Regions from separate parts of the Homo sapiens genome. Here region 1 is linked to region 2. Evidence: read pairs that join two places in POLR2A ChIA-PET (ENCODE). Cell type or tissue: PC-3. All regions are shown on one strand. Links, peaks and the distances in the headings refer to the core of each region. The heading gives the core; the rest is flanking DNA. Region 1 overlaps SEMA3C (semaphorin 3C). Region 2 overlaps SEMA3C (semaphorin 3C).

Region 1 (4,409 bases), core at 214-4,213, 50 kb after region 2:
CTCATGTCAGTAAAAAAGAAGAGAAAAAAAAGAGAGGGAAGAAAGGAAAACAAATACAAGAGATCAATTGCTAGATAGTATATTTTATAAGTCTCTAGTGTAGTATCTGAAATGTCTACATATAATTATGCGTATTAAAAGTGTTGAATACATTATCAGAAGAGTAGAAGGTAGATGTCAGAAGAAATATACCAGTGTAGATCATTATAAAATATTCTATGCAGACAAGCTGTTGAAAATAAAAACATTATAAAAGGAATACTATAGATATAAGGGGAGAGGCAAGCATTTCCTTTCACCTAAAACCAGAATATTTCATTATTCTGTAGCCAAGCGGTAGGGGCTGCTTTTTCTTCCACAAAGTAAAGCTTACTGAATGCTTTTTCTTCTATCATAGAAAATTGATTATACCACTGTTGTCAATATAATTAAATGAATAACCAAAGGTTATAATACTAGCATATAGAACCCTTTGCTTACTGTACTTTAGATATCAAAATAGAAAATACAGCTGCATAGTTCATATTCATTATCAGTTTCCTCTGAAAAAATGTACATAATTAGATTTTTACACAAAAGTTTTAAAACTCCAGTCACATCAGCAGGTTTTGACTACTAATGGAAAATGGAATTGATGCAATTATGTGAAACAGTGGCAGGAAGCATGGCTTTTAAAAGAATCAGCTTAAAGAAAAAAAATTCCAGTTGCATGTGCATTAAAGCTGTCAAAACTCTAAGCTAAAGATCCGCTCTCTGTGCCAGCTAAACCCCTGCCCGACTCCGGAAAGTAACTTTCTGAAGCCATGCCAAGCCCTCTGCTTGAAAATAACATCTTAATTGGTTTCTTCTAATAAAATTCAAAATGCTCTTTTGGTGATGATAATACACTCATTGTTTTATTCCTGCTTAATGTTCTGGTCTCTTGGAATGTTTTGAGCATTACTGTTCAGGAGAAAGGAAAAAGCCCTTGAGCCTGAATTTATGGAGCGACAATCTGGCTGGATGGACCAACAAAGTTGGAGGCTTTTGATGCCAGAAAGATTGTTTTTATAAACAATCTATAAGGGTGGTTCTATTTAATGTCAGATTCCTATATAATGGCAATGAGACTCCAATCTCTTCCTATTAACTGCATCATTAGTATGTAATAATGTTTAGTTGTGAATACAGAACTAGACTGTTTAGAGAATACTTAGGGCTCTGACTGGCAACTGACACAAATTAAATTATTCGATAATTCTTTTCAAATCAAGGGGTAATTTAAGTCATAAGGTTTTTCTTCTGCTTGAGTTATGATAACTAGCGTACATCTATCTACAAGGGCAGACATGTTATTTAAAAGGCTCCAACGTATCCACCATACCATATCTAAACTTCTGCATGCCTTATCATCCTGTTAAGTTTCTTTATTAAAAGTTGTTCAATTCAGGCTGTTGAATAGTTTGTTTACACATGGACTCTAATTATGTAACGAAATTCAATAGAAAAATATCATTTGTATAATATTTATACAAGCCAATTTTATAACCACTTTGCTACTACTCACTAATTCCATTAAACAAGAGATCCCTGTCTTAAGAATTATAGTTGCATTGGAATTGTCTTTTCACATGTAATAGTCTGTATCATTTAAAATAAACTGTGATCACATATATTATTTCTACTTGACTCAATTACAAGGAAGGTCAAGCAAGAATACTAGGACGTTCAACTCCCCTTACTCTCAGTTTCTAATTTTGTTACTGCTGTCTTAAAATCTTCAGACCCGTTGTGTTCACTATCAAATTTCAGCGATGAATGAAGTGCCAGCTTGGTGTACTTCACACAGTTTGTACAAAGTTATGTCTATTTACAAAAGAGAAAAGGTCTTTTCTAATTTAACTTTTGTGAAATGAGGATTTTGGAAAACTGAAGCACATAATTAAAGACTACATTTCATATGCTATAATTGAGATTCTGCTCGCTCTTTGGCAACTGACGCTAACTATAGTAACACTAGCAACTTGGGTTGCAAGACTTCGCTGGCTGGAAAAAAAGAAAAGCAGGCGTAGAGAGCAAATTTAGGTACTTATCTTATTGATGCTTTACATATTATGTGCCCCATTGACTCCCTTTACATCCCCGTTATCTGTGCTAGGGATGGATTACTTCCTTTTTGCGGGTTGCTATTCAACAACTCATTTTGTTCTCACTATCACCAGCTGTCAGAAAAATGGGAGGGAGACAGGGCTCAAATTCACAAGTCACCAGAGTTTCTTGTCCTGGTCCTCAGCTTGCTTGCACTAAAAGCTGTCACTATATAAGTGTTACAATAATGTTTTAAGTAATAAAGTGTTCACCAAACTAATGATCCAATTATATAATTACAAATCTGTGGTTATTCATAAATTTAAAATAAGAAAACATATAAATAATGCATTTAAAATGATACCAGGAATACAACAGCTTTTTTCTGACTGAACAGTTTTTGTTATATGAATATACAAGAGAGTATACACTTAGGAAAGACTAAAACGGTATTCAAATATAATGTAATTTTACTCATAGACGATGTGAGTGTGTGTATGTGTGTGTGTGAGAGAGTTCTGCATTTATTTTTACTCAGATATATATCCTCTCTCCATAATTAATTCTATCTGTAGAAAGTCAAAATCTATAAGGAAATAAGTTTTTCCTAAAATAATTTAGAAGTTGCTTCTTCAGAGCTATTAATTCTACATAGAGTTAAGGTTTTCTTTCTGCTGGATCAACATTCTGTCTCCCTTCTCTGAGGAACAGAAATCTTCTGTAAAATTACATTGCTGTAACTCCCTGAGTTTATCTATTCCATATAGACTAGAGACTTTACATTAGCCATTATATTACAAATAAGGTTAAATATAAGAGCAATCTTGTATTCAAAATTCAAAGTCTGGTACCTGATCATTTTTATCAGAAAATAGTTGTACTAAGGTAGTAATTTAGAAATTAATTAGGTAGAATGTTTTATACTTTTATTATCAAGAATCTTAAATGCTAGCAAGCGTTAAAGTTGAGTAAGGCAAGAATATTTAGCATTTTCAGTGGCATCAGTTCAAACCAGAACATAAGATTACTTTAATGGATTTTTCACTCTAAGGCAATACATAAATGAGCAGAGTGGAATATTCTAGGGATTGACTAAGGGGAATATGGAATCCTGATGTACATAGCACATCAAACGAGCTCTTGATTACAAGAGCAGTAACTTGGGGAAGGAAAGACAAGACTAGTATGTTCATTAATTTGCATGAATTAGAGATAAATGAAAATATAAATTATTCTTATTTATGTATTGCCTCAATCTTCGCAAAGAGAATTGAGAGGCACTTAAAATATGGTGTTGAACAGATTTAAAGCCTGATATATAATGATCCTCAAATTACTGCTGAAAATCAGCAGTTAATTAAAAATGTAAGGTATGTTAAAGCTACAGTGTTGTACATACTTGGAGAAGAAATATCATGAAGCAAGTTGTTAATACTCATATTAATAGCCTTGCATTTCTGCAGATTTTGTAACATACATTTGCAGGGTATCTCTGATTCTATACAAGCACTGCTCATAATTAATTTTTCTCTTCTTATACCATTTTGTCTTCTAGTCTTGTCAATGCCACCATTAAGCTGTAGAACCTTAACCAAGAGCTTTAGCCTCCATGCCAATTTACTTCATAGGCATTCTATAATAAATTAAATAATAAGGGAATTATTTGAAAAGTAAAAAGCATTTTACAGAAGTAACATATCCCTATTGAGAGCTTAAAGACAGCTCATTCTCATTGGATAAGGAGGATGGGTTGAAATGATTGTTTCTGAAAAGCCTGCAATTTAAAACGTGGAACATACTTGCCATCTTTTACAGCTCAGCAAATTGTTTCATGGCTAGTGCTACCCTAAAATAGCACATGGCTCAGCACTTAGTTCTACCTTCCATGTGCCCTTCTTGCTAACTCATACTCTGAGCTACAGAACATCTTACCTTTCTGTTCCTTGCCTTTAAATGTGTTTTCCTTAACAACAGAGGTCTTCAGTAATATATAAATGAAAATGCAGAAGGCAAAAAAGTGCTGGAATCTGCCCAAAGCTCACAGCTCTATTTCCCAATGCTCGTTCTTTTTTTTTTTTTTTTTAACAGTAATGGAACTAAAACCAAAGTGATAGTTCTTTATTATAGCAAAGTGATAGTTTTTTTATTTAAAATAAGTTATTTTTTACAACCTCCTTATATAAAAGATGTTTATGAAAGAAAAAATTGAGTGTGTCTCGGTGCCATTTTTTTAATGCAATGAATGATATCCATGAAAAAGAACATCTGAATCTTTTGTTTTAAAAGACAGTGCAAGGTATAGTGAATTTATGGAGATACATCCTGATAAATTTGCATAATGA
Region 2 (4,409 bases), core at 318-4,317:
TTTAAAGGATTAATAAACAAATGAGCTTTGCGAATATAAACTCTTTTCTGGAAAAAAAATGTTATAAACATTATTTCATTATCTTACCAACACTTCTGCTCCTAGATAAAACTCATCCACTACAAACATCTCTGCTGCTGATGAGCTAGGCTGAAAAGAAACTGGACCTAATCTTAAATCTGGGCCTAAAGGTCCTGACTTGGGAGAACAAGGGTAGATTCTGCCCCCTGTGCCACCAAGTATGGCTGAAATTCAAGGTGCTATCATCCTAAATGGACATTCCATTTGCCTCCCCCATGATTTGGAATGAAAATTACAGTTCTCAGGATTAACCTTGAAGTGAAAATCAACATTATCCCCATCCTCCCCTTCCTCCCTTCTTCCTCCCTCTTATTTCATTCTAACAACCACATGCGACTGCATAATGGGAGGACCAGTCACTACGGTCCTAACCTCACAAATTTCATCACCAATATCTATTTTTTAAAAGTGTCTCATGACCTCCACCTTTGCCTTTCATTAATTCCCGAATTAAATGTGTTTTATTTGCCTTGTTATATGTGTATATGTGTTCCTTAACAGGGTCAAATTCATGATTTGCACAATTTTCCCAAGAAGAGCACATAAACACTCTCATGCAGGTTTTGGCATCAGTGACACGGGCCCTTTAATGAAGGAAATTTGAATTTTCAGGATGTGCTCATATGCCACATATTCTTAAACCTCCCCAAATTAATACTGTGTAAGAATTTAGCAGTTAAAATAAAGTTTTAAAAAGGCAAGAAATTACAAAAACGAGAAAAAACAAAATCCAATGTATAAATTATATGATTCACTGCTAATTCAGCCAGGACATCTCAGAATTGCTTATCATTAGACAAAATATTTGCTTCAGATATGTTAATTTTTGAAAATTGCTTATCAGGATTTTGTTTTAATTAGTAGCCATAAAGTGCTACAAAGGGGTCTCTCCCCATTCAAAAATACTTTGTAAAAAATTAATAGAATATCTTTATAAGCATTTAAATCGATCAAAACTTATTTTCTAGGTAGCACAGTCAGCTATTTCATTTCTCTAGACCCTTGATAAAAGGAGAGTAATATTGGGGAAAATAGTTTGATCATATTAGTTACAAGTTAGAATTGGTATGAAGAATTTGTAAAAGAGCTAAATATTCTTTGCTAACTAAACAAACCAAGAATTTTTACTAGCTCAAAATTTTGCTAAAAAGACTTACAGTGTCTTAGTTGCATGTCATGCTTATTAATGTTTTGTTATTGTATGTGATGTTTCTAAATATAGGCAAATATATTCTATGTTCATAAAGTGGAAAACTCATTCAAATAGACCTTTTTTTTCCATACCAAAACTTCTATAATATTCAGATATCAGATTATAATATGGGGAATCCTGTTATGTTATGATATGGCTTAAAATTTACCTTAATATTTTTATGTGTCTAAAAGACTCAATCACACTTCTAGCATTGACATATTGAAAATAAATATTAGGTATTTGCTATCCAAGATGGCTTATACTCCTAGTTATTTGTATAAGGAGGAAGGCTTTCAGGTGAGTTTTACAAAAACAGGTACTCTAAACTACTAGATCACAGTTTCTTTGGGTGCGGCTCAAAATGCATACTTTAAAAAATCTCCCGTATGATACTGAGGTTCAAGCAGGTTTGAGAAGCACTGATATACATCATGACAGACCAAATATGTTTGCCTGTATGGCTTCCATTTGGTTTAACTGATGACCAGATACCAGATCCCAGAGGAAAATGTTTAGTTATACAGATGTCCAGATATATTCCAAACTGAAAAAAACTGTGAATAATTTACAATAAGCTAGAGTACTGCTCTTAAGATAGTTTGAGATTAGAGTTTTAGGTTGTAAATTTGTAAAACCACAGACATTTTGAGGAGGAATTCCAGTTCCTATTTTTAAAGATGAGGAAATTATTAAATAAATAATAGGCATTAGTTTTGTGTGTTTACAAATCACACATGCTCAAATGAGAGTGCACAAAATGAAAAGGCTATTTTTAAAATACCTAAGATAAACAGAAACAAAAAGCTTGAGTTATATCAGGTTGAGTCATTCAAAATGCATACATATTAGAGGCCATGCTTTTCACATCCTCCTTTGTGACCTTGGAGTGTTTAATTACAGCAAATGTACTTTGGCCCAGACTAGTTCCCACTTTAAATAGAGCAAGTATGAATTCGAGGTAATTCTCCATATGAATAACTGAACCCAAGATGTGTAGAACAGAATGGTATCTTAAAAAGGATAAAGTTTGGGCCCCTCGGTTAGAGGTGCATCATTTGTCCTCTTTATTATAACACTCAGACTTTACAAGAGTTTTCAACTTTTCAGGCTTTTCTTTTCTTTCCTTGATCTTTTCCTATCGTTTGAAACCTTTGAAACTCCCTCGTGAAACAGGCATTCATCATACCTTAGTTCTTAGACCATAAATCCAAAAAAAAATAAAGTGGTGAAAACTCAAGAAAAAAAAGAACGGTGTGTGTGTGTATGTGTGTTTGTGTGTGTGTAGGTGCAAAGAAGCATATTTATTTTTCCTATAGAGATGAGCCACTGTAATGGTTTATCCTAGTTATATGTTTATGCATACATACATATTTATATAACTTTTTGTTTTCCTTAATGCCTTTAGATGTAGAAATCATTTCCTTCTGTTTAGAACAAGTATATTATCAAGTTTTGTTATGCCTGTCTTACAGCTTGTGGTTGTATTGAAAAAGTACCCGATGAGCTCCCTAGAGAGGATACCTGTTCTGCTCTATCATTTTCAAGTTCATCCTAAAGATTTCTACCAAGTGTCAGGTGATCCAGTAAGCTCACAAATGCTCAGAAGAGCCTCTCTAAGTCAGGACAGCAACTAGTTCTCTTAATCACTTCGAGACAACTGCATAAACTGAATTCCATATGTTGAAAACAAAAAGAAAAGATTTAAGTCAAACGCAAAGTTTAGCTGATTTCTGTATGTGTATTCTATATTAACAATAGTTTGGCGGCACACATTTTCAAACTTAGCACCCTCCTGTTGCCACAGTCTGCTGACAGCCTCCATTTAGCTGTCTTTTGAGTCCACTGCATGGTAAGCTCCTCTCTGAGGCAAGCCACGAGGCCTTATTTGGTGATGACAGCTCAGTGGCTGGCTGGCTGGCTGGCACAGAAAATGTTTCTGAACTGAACTGAAATTTAGCAATCTCTAACACCTTTCACATGTGTTTTGGTTTAGGAGTCCCTTTGTAAGTCTGCTAGACACTATTTTTTTTTTTAAAATAATCGGGTTTCAAAAATGTCTCATCTGTGTGCTATAAACTCATTTAAACTTGGGAAACAATATTCTAATTAATAATAGGCATAAAATATAAAAGACTATAGAACGACCACTTAGCTTTTATTCAAATATCTTAGTTCTTCTAAAATAATCCTTTTAGTAATATGTATGCTTAGCAAATACGTATAGACTAGTGTTTTTATCCTACTTATTCAGCAATAATACTATTTCCAAGAATAAATGAACTATTGGTTAGTTTTTATGATTAAAGTAAACTATACCTATGACTATAAGTAAACTATGACCATGGTTTAATGGTATAAATTTATAATCATAAAAATATTTTTAATAAAAGATTATAAACCTTCTCCTAATGGCCAACTATTTTTGAATTTCTGCCTTAATATTTTGATGATACTTTTATTTCTTCCTCAAGACACATTACCATGTCTATCATGTCTCCTTTCACAGTGCAGCACCATCATATTTCCATTAACATGTGGCTCTGGACATACAATAGATCCAACTGCACCCCTTAAAACACAGCGGCAATGTGGTAGAGAAAACTGACTTAACATAGTAAAAACTATAGCCTGAGCTCTGCTCACCAAGCTGAGTATTACAGAGACATTATCCTGTTTCCATTTGATAGAGTTAAAGTGATCTCAATCAGAGAGCAAGATCTAAGCTTAATGGGTAAAAATTCAGAGTTGAGGTTTGAGATCCCAAACTGCCAAGGTCAAGGGCCCATGGTCATTACTCTTCTAGCAGTGACAGAAACAGAACGGATAAGTGCATTCAATCAAAAGGCATGAACAGCGAAGACGAGGCCACCCACACAAACATCTGTTTGCTCATGAGGTCCTTTTCATAGGATACCATAAAGACAGGTGTGGGGTTTGAAAAATTCTGTTTGGGGAGACCTACTGCTTGGTGAGTGCTTTTCTTCTGTAGTTACCTTCGAAGCATACTTTCAACAATTCTTCTTTAACTCATGTTTGTTTATTGAGTGCCAGTAATGTTGACATAGTTTATGTGTGACTTTAAATCAAAGGCATATTGAAAGAAATAATATGGATTTTCACTTAATTAACAAAG

What was found. Peaks named below come from ENCODE experiments on the same cell type or tissue, not always from the same donor. Only the 100,000 strongest peaks of a DNase experiment are listed, where the experiment ranks them.
Region 1: POLR2A ChIA-PET joins it to region 2 with 5 read pairs; 10 of 35 experiments call an interaction of 5 or more read pairs at or near these places.

What each region holds. Positions count from the first base shown.
Region 1 is chr7:80,906,522-80,910,930 of GRCh38, forward strand. All of the region lies in intron 2 of SEMA3C (semaphorin 3C), which reads right to left. Among named protein-coding and RNA genes, the nearest start is that of SEMA3C, 10 kb to the right of the region's middle. In PC-3, for the core only: no CTCF peak of the experiment used is centred there; no DNase peak of the experiment used is centred there.
Region 2 is chr7:80,856,620-80,861,028 of GRCh38, forward strand. The region is part of intron 2 of SEMA3C (semaphorin 3C); the gene reads right to left. Among named protein-coding and RNA genes, the nearest start is that of SEMA3C, 60 kb to the right of the region's middle. In PC-3, for the core only: no CTCF peak of the experiment used is centred there; no DNase peak of the experiment used is centred there; H3K27ac peaks cover 448 bases.